Linked DNA regions of Homo sapiens: region 2 is linked to region 1. A link is a contact called in ENCODE Hi-C or POLR2A ChIA-PET data. All regions are on one chromosome and are shown on one strand. Each heading gives the region's core, a stretch centred on a gene start or an enhancer-like site at or near the end of the contact. The rest is flanking DNA. Distances are from core to core; before and after follow the strand shown.

Region 1 (6,289 bases), core at 3,475-5,974:
CTAGAAATACTTACGTTAATAATTTTTGATCCACTATGTAACTTATTTAATCAGTCTCTTCTTGGGCATTTAGCTTGTCACTTGTTACTGGAAATGATGCAATGAACATCCTTGTATCTTTTAAAAATGTTTTTTTCTGGGACAGAGTCTCACTCTGTTGCCAAGTCTGGCGTGCAGTGGCATGATCATGGCTCGCTGCAGCCTCTACCTCCTGGGCTCAAGCGATCCTCCCACCTGTGCACCACCACTCCTGGCTAATTTTTGTATTTTTTGTAGAGACGGGGTTTCACCATGTTGCCCAGATTGGTCTTGAACTGCTGGGCTCAAGCAATCTGCCTGCCTCAGCCTCCTAAAGTGCTGGGATTACAGGCGTGAGCCACCACTCCTGGCCCATTCTTGGATGTAAATCTTTGCAATCATGCGCAAATAGAACTGTTGGAAATACTTTTATATTGTTGGATCAAAGGAAATGGGTATTTAAGTTTTGATTGTTGTCAAATTGCCCTCCAAAGAAATTGCAGCCAGCAATGTATGGAAGTACCTAAATGCAATCTGTGATTTTATTTATTTTGTTTCTTATTTTAAAAAATATTGGGGCTGGGCACGGTGGCTCACGCCTATTATTTCAGCAGTTTGGGAAGCCGGGGCAGGTGGATCACCTGAGGTCAGGAGTTCGAGACCAGCCTGGCCAACATGCTGAAACTCCGTCTCAATTAAAAATACAAAAATTGGCCAGGCGCGGTGGTTCATGCCTGCAATTCCAGCACTCTGGGAGCCGAGGCAAGTGGATCACCTGAGGTCAGGAGTTCAAGACCAGCCTGGCCAACATGGTGAAACTCCATCTCTACTAAAAATACAAAAAATTAGCCAGGCATGGTGGTGGATGCCTGTAATTCCAGCTACTCAGGAGGCTGAGGCAGGAGAATCTCTTGAACCTGGGAGGCGGAGGTTGCAGGGAGCTGAGATTGCGCCATTGCACTGCAGTCTGGGCAACAAGAAATTAGGCTGGGCGTGATGGCTCACACCTGTAATCTCAGCACTTTGGGAGGCTGAGGTGGGTGGATCATGAGGTCAGGAGATCGAGACCATCCTAGCCAACATAGTGAAACCCCGTCTCTACTAAAAATACAAAAATTAGCCGGGGGTGGTGGTGCATGCCTGTAATCCCAGCTAGTCGGGAGGCTGAGGTGAGATAATCACTTGAACCAGGGAGTTGGAGGTTGCAGTGAGCCGAGGTCGCCCCACCGCACTGCAGCCTGGCTACAGAGCGAGACTCCGTCTCAAAAAAAAAAAAAAAAATTAGCTGGGCGTGGTGGCACACACCTGTAATCCTAGCTACTCAAGAGGCTGAGGCAGGAGAATTGTTTGAACCCAGGAGGTGGAGGTTTCAGTGGCCGAGATCACGCCATTGCACTCCAGCCTGGGCGACAGAGCAAGACTCCGTCTCAAAAAAAAAAATAAATAAAATAAAATTAGGATGCTTTGATTTGTATTTCTTTAATTATAAGTGAGATTAAAAATCTTTTCACACATTTATAAGTAATTTTATTTATTTTTCTGTGCTTTTTTCTTTTTTCTTTTGAGACAGAGTCTCACTGTGTCACCCAGGTTGTAGTCTAGTGGCATGATCACAGCTCACTGCAGCCTTGACCTCCCTGGCTAAAGTGATCCTCCTGCCTCAGCCTCCAAAGTGCTGGATAATAGGTATGAACCACCATGCCAAGCCAATAAAATTTTATTACCAAAAAAACCTTTGATTTCTTCTAAAATTTTTTTAAAAAGCTTTTTAAAAAATTTTTTTCTGCTGCTGATCTGCAACCTTCAAAGTAGGTAGTCCTTCAAATAGGCAGAGAAAAAAAGAATGCCTACTTACCTAACAAATTGCAAGCTTGCCTAGTTCCTAACCTGAAGCCTAAAGTTCAATAACAGAAAATGAAGATAGAACTAGGGTTTTGGGGTAATAGAATGTAATCAATGTCATTTAGTGACGTCTGAGGCCATTGCACAAAATACCAAAGACTGGTGTGACTTAAACAATAGGAATTTATCTGTTACAGTTCTAGAGGTTAGAGAGTTCAAGATCAGCATGGGGAGCTTATTTGGTTCCTGGTGAGGGCTCTCTTCCTGGCTTGTAGACAGCACCTTCTCCCTGTGTCCCCAGATGGTGTTTCCTTAAGTGTGTGCTTTCAGGGAGAAAGATTTCTCTCTCTCTTCCTCTTCTTCAACAATCCTATTGAATTAAGGCCCCTCCCTTATGACTTTATTTAACCTTAATTACCTCCTAAAAGCCTTATCTTCAAATACAGTCACCTTGGGGGGTTAGGGCTTCAACACAAGACATTTGGGGGAGCACAATTCAGTCCCTAGCACCTTTCCTTTTACTCAGGGCTGCATTATGACTTGTGTGGGCCCCAGGCACCTTTGCCTTTAAGGACCCCTTTTTCCTTCAAAAAAAAAAATTTAAAATGAGAGTTTCCAATTGCATTATAAAGACACATATAACGCTGGCTGAATTCATTATTATATGCTCATTATTACAGTATTCTTATTTTTGTTCTGATTTCAAAAGAAATTAAAATTAAAACATTTTCATGGGACAGTAAAATTATCACTGTGTCTACTGTGCCTAATAAGTTGATCTGGTTTTCGCAGCCAGCATCGTAGAACTATTCCCTATAGTAGTCATGGACATTGTAAATTTTTTGATCGCCTTCCCCAAAAAACCTCCAGGACCAGCAGTGGAGCTGGCTCTAAAAGAAGCGCCTATAGAGAGTGGGAGGCTGTCCAGCTGAACACAGGGAACAGCTCACACCTCCCTTCCTCCAGCAGGCTACGAATTGCCAACACATTTTGGTGAAATATAGGAGAGCTTTAGTTAATGCTTCTGCCAACCCCCTAAGGAGGTTCAGGTTGAGCATTTTTGAGAACTCTTTTTGTTAATAGACTTTTCCTTTTAATTAAGATATAATATTCATATATGAGGTATACAGAACTTAGCTGTACAGCTTGATGAGTTTTCTACTTTTTTTTTTTGAGACTGAGTCTCACTGTGTCACCCAGGCTAGAGTGCAGTGGTGTGATCTTGGCTCACTGTAAACTCTGCCTCCTGGGTTCAAGTGATTCTTGTGCTTCAGCATCCCAAGTAGCTGGGATCATAGGCACACTCCACCATGCCTGGCTAATTTGTGTATTTTTAGTAAAGACGGGGTTTCGCCATGTTGCCCAGGGTGGTCTCAAACTCCTGGACTCAAGTGATCCACCTGCCTTGGCCTCCCAAAGATCTGGGATTACAGGCATGAGCCACTGCGCCCAGCCAAGTTTCTTTTATGTGTTAAACACTTTTATTAGTTGTCTATTACTGAATAACAAATTACTCCAAAACTTAGTATATTAAATGAACAAACATTTATTTTATCCCAGTTTCTGCCAGTCAGGGATTTGGGTGGTTCTAGGTGGTTCTGGCTCAGGGTCTCTCCTGAGGTTATGGCCAAGAAGTTGGCCCAGGCTACCATCATCTGAAGGCTTGACTGGGGCTGGAGGATCTGCTGTTGAAGATGCTGTGGGAAGCTGGGCTCGGTGGCTCACACCTGTAATCCCAGCACTTTGGGAGGCCAAGGTGGGCGGATCACTTGAGGTCAGGAGTTCGAGACCAGCCTGGCCAACATGGTGAAACCCTGTCTCCACTAAAAATACAAAAATTAGCCGGGCATGGTTGCACATGTCTGTAATCTCAACTACTCGGGAGGCTGAGGCAGGTGAATTGCTTGAACCCAGGAGGCCGAGGTTCCAGTGAGCTGAGATCATGCCACTGCACTCCTGCCTGGGTGACTGAGCAAGACTCTGTCTCAAAAAAAAAAAAAAAAAAGATGCTGTGGGAAGGAGGCCTCAGTTCCTCCTCTCCATAGGCTGCTGAGTGTCCTCAGGACTTGGCAGCTGGCTTCCTCCAGAAGGAGTGATCCAAAAGGGATTGAGAGCAAGGCAGAGCCATAATGTCTGTTATGAGTTAGCCTCAAATGTTATATGCCATCACTTCTGCCATGTAATACTGGGCACACAGACCAGTCCTGATGCAGTGTAGGAAGGGGACCAGACAAGGACAAGAGGAGGGGAGCACTGGGGCCATCTTGGAGGCTGGCAACCACAACATCCATGTAGCCAACACCCAGAGGAAGGATATGGAAACTTTAGCACTTCAGAAGCCTCCTTTATGCCCCTTTCCCAGTCGATATCATCACCCCTCCTTTAACCGGGAGGCAACCACTCTTCTGATTTCTCTCACTGTAAGTTGGTTTTGCCTGTCCTTGAACTTCATGTAAAGGGAATCATACTCCTCTGCGTCTGGTTTCTTTCACTGAACATTATGTGTGTGGCTCATCCACATTACTTGTGGTGGTAGCATCTTTTAAAAGAATTGCTGTGTAGTATTCCATGGCTCAAACATATCATGGCAGACATCTGGGTTGTTTCTTCTTCCAGTTTGGGCTGTTACAAATAAAGGTGCTGTGAGCACTGTTGTACAGGTCATGTGTTCAGTATACACACTCAATTACTTTGGGTTCTGTGATAGACTTTTTAAACTCTTTACTTACGCAAGCCAAATTTTATAGACATCTTCATTTAAAATAGCTTACAGCTACAACTCATGACTTTAGTACCAATGGTTATGACCTACTCGGAAATGGGCATTGTTGCTCAGAATTCTGGTAAAATGTTACTCATCCTAGTAAGGAAGGATGTTTGAGTTGGTGATTAATCCAGTCATGGGTTGTGGTGTAACTTCCACTCAGTTAGGATGCTACCAGAGTTGGAATGACTTGTGGTTTAGCAGTCAGGGTTTCAAACTGGCATTGCCTTCCCTGCAGGATTTGCTCACAGGACATAGTTTCCTTTGCCAGGGGTGGTTTTTGATCAAATGTTTCCTAAAATGGAGAGTCCAACTCCTGTAAACTGAAGACTTTCTAAGACTATTCTTAAAACTTGAAATGTAGGAATAACAACAGCATTTCACTCATTAAAGCTCGGAGGATTCAATCCTAGTGAGGGAGGGAAGAAGAACCAAAGATAGCGGAAGGAATTTTTTCTGTTGACAGAGATAAGGCTGACATGTCACCTAAGAACTGAAGATCTTTAATTAACTTCCTTTATGTTATTTTTATTTTACTTTATTTTATTTTTACTTTTTGAGATGGAGTCACACTCTGTCGCCCAGGCTGGAGTTCAGTGGTGCGATCTTGGCTCACTGCAACCTCCGCCTCCTGGGTTCAAGTGATTTTCCTGCCTCAGCCTCCTGAGTAGCTGGGATTATGGGCGCCCACCACCACACCTGGCTAATTTATTAAGTTTTAGTAGGGACAGGGTTTCGGCATGTTGGCCAGGCTGGTCTCGACCTCCTGGCCTCAAGTGATCTGCCCGCCTTGGCCTCCCAAAGTGCTGGGATTATAGATGTGAGCCACTGTGCCTAGCTGAATTCCTTTGTTGAAACATAACCTCATTCATATTAATAAATTAATTTTTTTTTTGAGAGAGAGGGAATTGCTCTATTACCCAGGCTGGAGTGCAGTAGTGAGATCACAGCTCGACCTCCCAAGGCTCAAGTGATCCTCCTACCTTAGCCTCCTGAGTAGCTGGGACTTCTGGCACACACCACCATGCCAGGCTAATTTTTTGTATTTTTTGTACAGACGGAGTCTCACTTTGTTGCCCAGGCTAGTCTCAAACTCTTGGGCTCAAGTGCTTTTCCCACCCCAGCCTCCCAAAGTGCTGGGATTAGAAGCATGAGCCACCATGCCTAGCCTCACTCATATTTTAAAATTACCTGAAAGTATTGCTAAAAATAAGGATTAGGTCACCAGGAAAAGAATCGAAGACTTTCCAGACCCAGTGATACATAGGTTATTTAACTGAGGGCTAAGTATAGTCAGAGGGCCCAGAGAAAACACCTCTGTGTGACTAGTTTACCCTCCATGTGTTCATTACATTAAGCAGAAGAATAATTATTTTCACATTTCTCGACTAGAATGTCTAATGCTAGTTTTGCCTGTCATTTTTTGTTTTTGTTTTTCTCCATGCTTTGAAGTACAAATACTAGGGTCTGAGCTGCTATGGCTCAATGGCATGAAATATCATAACATGGTGTGGCTTTGTTCACAGCCAGGCATGTTCTAAGCACTTTAGCATCTTTTCACAGTGAGATGAAGTTCACCAATTTGGCTGGGCAAGGTGGCTCATGCCTGTAATCCTAGCACTTTGAGAGGCCAAGGCAGGCAGATCGCTTGAGTCCAAGATTTGG
Region 2 (6,704 bases), core at 2,578-5,077, 130 kb after region 1:
CTTTAGTCCATGTGTTGTGCTAAATTAGACCTCTCCTGAGAATATTTTCACCATTAATTTGTGTCTGCAGGAATTCACAGAGAGCCTTCATGGTTCAAAAGACTCTAATAAGCCTCCTTTCAACTATAAGTTAGTCTTATCCCTCTGATACCTAACCACTAGCATTCATTCAGTAGCTTCTGACAATACTAACCAAGAATTACCTACCATATCGATTTTTTTTTTTTTAGACAGGGTCTCACTCTATTGCTCAGGCTGAAGTGCAGTGGTGCAATCTCGGCTTACTGCAACCTCTGCCTCCCACGCTCAAGTGATTCTGGTGCGTCAGCCTCCCAAGTAGCTGGGACTACAGGCATGTGCCACCATGCCTGGCTAACTTTTTGTATTTTAAGTAGAGACAGGGTTTCACCATGTTGCCCAGGCTGGTCTTGAATTACTGAGCTCAGGCAATCCGCCCACCTAGGCCTCCCAAAGTACTAAGATTACAGGCGTAAGCCACCGTGACTGGCCTATATCGCTTATTTAACTGAGGGTTTTTATAGGTAACAGGGAATTTTAATCCTTCAAAATGACCCATACTGAACTTACCCATGTCTGCTGGCTTGTTCTTTTTTCTTTAGAACTTTTTTTTTAAACCTACTTTAAAAGCCTCCTTTTGATGTACTGAAAAATTCCCTAATTAAGACAATTAAGAAAACATCAACATAGGAACAGTTCAGTACTTTGCTGGTTGCTGACAAACGTGAGTCATGGCATGCATATGCATAAGGCCTGTGTCCACCCACCCGCTCTGCTCTGCGAGGCTGCTGAGAATGTGGGTTCTGGAGTCAGCCTGGCCAGTTTGTCCTGATTGCTCTGCTCACTTGCTGTGTGGCCTTAACAAATATATTTTTCTGCTCCCTGCCTCAGTTTCCTCATTTATAAAATGAGATAATTGTGCATCCCTCATAAGATTATTATGAGTTCTAAATGAGTTAATTGCTTCATTTAAAACTTCTTTAGAGCAGTCGTATTTTTTATTTAATAAAATAAAGTGAACTTTAATAAACTCTCATTAAAAAGAACAGACTGATCACATTTGTGCCTCTAGAAAACACTACCTATAATACTGTAGAAAATATTCTAAGAAAGTCTAGGAGCAGGAAAAGCATGATCAGTTATGTCAGACTGAAGACATTTCTTTCCTCTTCTGTGTTGGAGCATGACATGTTTTAACAAGCATGTTGTGTCTTGTAAGATTCCTATTTTTTGCCCCATTGGTAAGATCTGTGTTTTCTTCCTTTTGCTGGAATTAACCATGAGAATGTCACTGAGAGGTTAGATTTCATAATTAATAGTAACATTAAGACCTTAGAGGGAGAGAAGTGGGAATTTTGAGGCATGGTTGAGAAATAAAATGCAGATCATAAATTTGTTACTACAAAATCACTTCACCTGCTAAGAACTGAAATTTGATTTTGATGTGCTGTTGTCAATTTGACAGCTTATGCTGTTGTGAGGGTCTTGTTTTCTTTTAGACTAGTTGGTGTTTTTCATTGTTATTTTTTTGGCCAATAAGTTTGACAAATAAAAACATTACCTTCTGGACTTGATCTTTTTTTTTTTTTTTTTTTTTTTTTTTTGAGACAGAGTCTCACTCTGTCACCCAAGCTGGAGTGCAGTGGCGTGATATCAGCTCACTGCAACCTCCGTCTCCCAGGTTCAAGTGATTGCCTTACCTCAGCCTCCCAAATAGCTGGGATTACAGGTGCCCACCACCATGCCTGGCTAAATTTTTTTTTTTTTTTTTTTTTTTTTTTTTTAGTAGAGACAGGGTTTCACCATGTTGGCCAGGCTGGTCTCGAACTCCTGACCTTGTGATCCACCCATCTCGGCCTCCCAAAGTGCTGGGATTACAGGCATGAGTCACCGTGCCTGGTCCACAGACTTGATCTTAAAGGACAGTTTCCCCTTAAAACGTGGTAAATGTAGGACAGTTCTGTGATTCACTAGAGGCATCATACTTTCCGGGGTTGTTCAAGTTCATTTAATTATACATTATGCAGTAGTTTCAGGCTATAGAATGAGAACACGATGTCTTTCAGGAAGCTTTTGTATCATCTGGCCAGATATAATGAGTTCATTTTTACATTTAAAGCATGTAGATGTCCAGTTTTTAAAAGGAGAATCTTTGGAATCTAGGAAGCTTTGTTCTGCCTGGATTCCTGGTAGGGCATGGGCTTTGGAGATCTCTCCCGTGAGATCGGAAGGTGTAGTGGTGGGATCTACATATACACTCTGGACTTCCTCCAGAATCCAAACTCCAGAGTTCTATTCTATGGGCTCCCTATGTTCACCTTCCAGCTCCCTCCCCAGGGTGAGGTATAGAGAAAAACATGAGGAGGTGGGTGCGGAGGGAGTTCCTATGGTCCATGACTTCAGCCCCCGCAGAGCAAGCCTGACTCATTGTGTTCCAGGGAACAACAACAAAATTATCTGAAGAATTTTGAGGCTTGTATGCAATGTGTAATGTTTCCAAGAGTATTATTTTGTTATTTAAACCTGTTAGTAGTAAAAATAAACAAAGACAATCCCTCACCCCCAACATCAAGCCCTGAAAAGGACTGAGTGTTGGCTTCAGAGGATGGAGGTGTGAGGAGAGAAGGTGACGTTGCCCCTGCTCTGCAGGGCTGCGGGGGAGTGAGGCCTGGAGACAGCAGATGTGGCTGCAGGAGCAGAGCTGCTGAGATGGTCCTTTGGGCCTCGTAGAGGCAAAGGCTGTGATGTCCACAGCTCCCTGGTCCCCCTCTGAGTGGCAGCTGGGATGGATAGTTCCCACACCTGTTCCCTTGTCCCATCTCAAGGGCCTGCATCTGACTTTGCTTCCTGCCTGAAGGCTCTTTCTAGATTTACAGAGGCTTCTAAAAGCTGTGTCTAGAGCAGCCTGCAAGCCCAGCACTTAATGCCCCAAGGGGCAATCCTCATCCCAAGAGGGATGATAGTTGGTGGGAAAATACCGCATTTCCCTGCCTCTCAATGGGCCAGTTCTAAAGTGCCTTCTACATAATTCCTCAGAGTGTCCCTGGTAGGATGGAGCCGTGGTTGGGTTGCTCTGGTGGCAGCCTACTCATTAACACATTGATTTTTGGCTTTTCTCCCTCCCTTATGTTCCTCTCTTCCCAGTTTGTGCTTCTTGAGGTCAACTCTTAAATAAACTACCTCTACTCAAGTCTTTGCCTCAGGGCTTTAGAGAGGGCCCAAACTAAGACAGAAGAAAGAGAGTCCAGATGGACATAGTGGTTCATACCTGCAGCCCCAACCACTCAGGAGGCAGAGGCACGAGGATCACTTGAGCACAGGAGTTAAATCCAGCCTGGGCAACTCAGTGAGACCCCATCTCTAAATAAATAAATAAACAAATAAGGAAAGGAAGCCTAGATTGAGACCCTGAAACCCCCTGCAGGTGTTAACACAGGCAAATACTATGAAAATGTTATTTAAAATGCAAAAAATAGAAAATTCAGAAATTGTTTCTAAAGCTCCAAGGTTAAATGTAATAGGGGAAACTGCATTATAAATTTTAAGGAAAAATATTAATAGGTCACAGGAGAAATGCCCCATTACTCTACCTTTCTAATTTTTCATGAATTCATCACAGACAGTGAACTCCCCAGGAGCCAGATGCAAATACAGGATCCAATCATCTGAGAGTGAATTCAGTATGTAGTTGCATTCTAGAATCTTTTTTTTTTTTTTTTTCCTGATTCCCTTCAACTTTTATGAGACTTTGGTGGGTGAATCCAAAACATTCTTTGTAGCTGACTCAGATGTGGAGGGAAGCCTGGGCTAGTTTCTGATACTTTTGGGGCTTGAGGACTTTGGAGATTAACTTGGCTCTACAGATGGTTGGCTGATGAGGTCACTAAGGAGGGTGACTCAGCTGGTTCCCCGGGTGGACACAGCCCAATCCAGAAGGTGGATGGCTCTTGGTTTTGACCCAGTCTTTCTGGATTCCTGAGGAATTGTGTAGACTATAAGCTTCAGGAGGCCAGGGACTATGTCTTGTTTTGTTCACTGTGTTCTGTTCACTACATGATGTTTTGCTTCCAACATCTTGCACAGTGTTTAGCATACAATAGTTGTTTAATAAATATTTGCTGAGTTAATGTAGAATGAACCAAGGATGACTCAGCATCAGCCTGAACTTTCCCAGGGTATAGTAGTAATGGAAACATATTGCTGTGAGACCAAATCTCTGGGTGAGGGTGGAAGAGTTTTAGCTCTGTAATTAATTACGGTTCGTTCCATTTATGACACTTGAGTCTCTCTGCAACATTTTAAGAGTATTTTATAGCTATAACAAAATTAGAAAATACAGAAGATTATATTTAGAACAATTTTGCTATTAATAAATGGTGTTTTTTTGTTTTTGTTTTTGTTTTTTTTGAGATGGAGTCTCACTCTGTCACCAGGCTGGAGTGCAGTGGCGCAATCTCGGCTGACTGCAACCTCTGCCTCCCAGGTTCAAGTGATTCTCCTGCCTCAGCCTCCCGAGTAGCTGGGACTACAGGCACGGACCACCACACCCAGCTAATTTTTTTGTATTTTTAGTGTGATGGGGTTTCACCATGTTGATCAGGATGATCTTGATTTCTTGACCTCGTGATCCACCCACCTCAGCCTCCCAAAGTGCTGGGTTTACAGGCATGAGCCAATAAATGTGTTATTAATGAACATCATCATGAGGCACAGCCCTTGAAGTCAAACAATTCATTAGTGGGTAGAAAAACAGGTGCCAATAAAATCCTCTGGGCTACTAGGGATAGAATATTATCCTTTATGGTCCTTTAGTAACTTCAAAGTGTTAATTTGGGGTGCTTTGAAGTAATTTATACATTAGGAAGAATCTGGAAATCAGGTGTTTTCTTTTAATACATGAAAAACTCATTCTGGGTGCAGTGTCTCATGTCTATAATCTCAGCACTTTGGGAGGCCAAGGTGGGAGGATTGCTTGAGGCCAGGAGTTCAAGATCAGCCTGGGCAACACTGTGAAAGCCCCTCTCTATAAAAAAATAAAATAATTAGCCAGGCATGGTGGCACACACTTGTAGTCCTAGCAACTCAGGAGGCTAAGGTGGGAGGACTGCTTGAGCCCAGGAGTTGGAGGCTGTAGTGAGCTATGATAGCACCAGTGAACTCCAGCCTGGGTGACAGAGTAAGACCCTGCCTCTATTAAAAAAAAAAGTCTCTCTCTCTTTCTCTGTATATATGTATATATACACACATTCAATTGGTTCTGTTTCTCTGGAGAACGCTGATTAATACTGTGGCTAAATACAATGAAGGTATATTTCTCATCATGTCCAAACACAGCTGATCCTGGTTAAGCAGTTCCCCTCCAAACAGTGGTTCAAAGACGTAAACTCCTTCCATAATTGGGTCTGCCATTTTCAACACATGGGTTCCCAATGTTGCCCCGTGGGTCATCTTTATTCTAACCAGCCCGAATGAGGAAAGAGCATGGAAGATTCTGTGTGGGAGGTTTGTGTGGGCAAGACTAGAAGTGGCACATCAGCTCAGTAGCTTCATATTGGCCATGGTGGGAGCATTTACACTATGGAAATCAGCAAATGTTACAAATCAGGGCTGCTCCTTTCCAAGAGCCAGTTTACCCAATATCTCTCTCGGTCTCTTCCATATCCCTCCACTTCCCTCTCCCTCCCCACTTACCATTTAGTAAACTCATTATGTCTTGTGCCGTATTATCTCTGGAGTCTGGCTCCTCCTCCCCCTTGATACTGCACTATTGTAGTGGAACCCATGGCAGCTCTCCCCATGATTAGTCCACCAGTCTTCTAACTGATTTCCCAGCATCTACTCTCAGCTTACCCTGTTTTAGAATCAGCCTGAAAGGAACAGAATCCATAGTGGTGAGCTGAGAAAGATTAGAAACAATCAGGTTGGCAGTCTTCCAAGGGTCTACCTATCAATCAATCTTCTCATTACTACCAGCGCAAAACAAAGATCTCAGTGTGTTGTTCTCCCTGATTAGTATCCTTTAGTGGTTTTCTATTACTTTTGGAATAAGGTCCAAGTTTCTTAACATGTCACATACGCTCCTTCAGTCTAGCCCTTAGACTTTTTGCCAGCCTCATCTTAAAAGGCACTTTCTCCTGCAAGACCTATGCTATGTCAGTAGAGACCTAACTGTAATTCCCTGGATATTCCATGATGTTCCCTGGTTCTGGGCCTTATTTTGGTGCTATTCACAGTTCTTGGAATTCCTTCCCACCTTGCCTGGTCTGGCTATCTTCTTTCTGAGATAACTCAAATATTGCCTGCTGGAAACCCTTCCTGGCTGCCTGCTTCCCTCTGAGCTGTTTCTGTTTACTCAGAGGCACTTGCTAAGCTGTGCCGTAAAGGCTGATCCACCGTGTGCTCCTTAAGCTCAGCAGCTGTGTGAACATATTCTTTTTGTATCCATGGGGCTTAAAAGTCCCAGAATATACTGTGTCCTCCACTAAGATGGAATTAAATGGAAATGTGAATTCCAATACTGTTGTTTTCTTATTATTCCACTGAATTATATGTCTTGCTATCATCATGGACAGCTCTGCTCTATTTTAAGCTAACATTTACATTTGTTGGTTTTCATAAAACTAGCACCACAAATATAACAGACATAACAGAAAATGAATTAAATATGTTTCCTTCCAAAACACTCA

Evidence for each region. Hi-C counts contacts between places; a loop is a spot of excess contacts on that map. ChIA-PET counts read pairs that join two places held with the same protein, here RNA polymerase II (POLR2A). Pooled maps may share reads with other maps.
Region 2: POLR2A ChIA-PET joins it to region 1 with 11 read pairs in BJ. The contact joins two enhancer-like sites. A Hi-C loop is called at or near these places in 1 of 50 pooled maps. POLR2A ChIA-PET finds 5 or more read pairs at or near these places in 4 of 52 experiments (BJ, MCF 10A, WTC11 and 1 more).

Annotation. Positions count from the first base shown.
Region 1 is chr18:23,589,192-23,595,480 of GRCh38, forward strand. No RefSeq gene overlaps it. Among named protein-coding and RNA genes, the nearest start is that of NPC1, 5.8 kb to the left of the region's middle. Within about 2 kb of position 4,725, at least 3 of the 41 ENCODE cell types and tissues checked have a DNase peak (open chromatin) inside an H3K27ac peak, as active enhancers do.
Region 2 is chr18:23,715,949-23,722,652 of GRCh38, forward strand. All of the region lies in intron 2 of LAMA3 (laminin subunit alpha 3), which reads left to right. Among named protein-coding and RNA genes, the nearest start is that of LAMA3, 30 kb to the left of the region's middle. RefSeq lists enhancers at 4,020-4,520, 4,521-5,021. Within about 2 kb of position 3,828, at least 9 of the 41 ENCODE cell types and tissues checked have a DNase peak (open chromatin) inside an H3K27ac peak, as active enhancers do.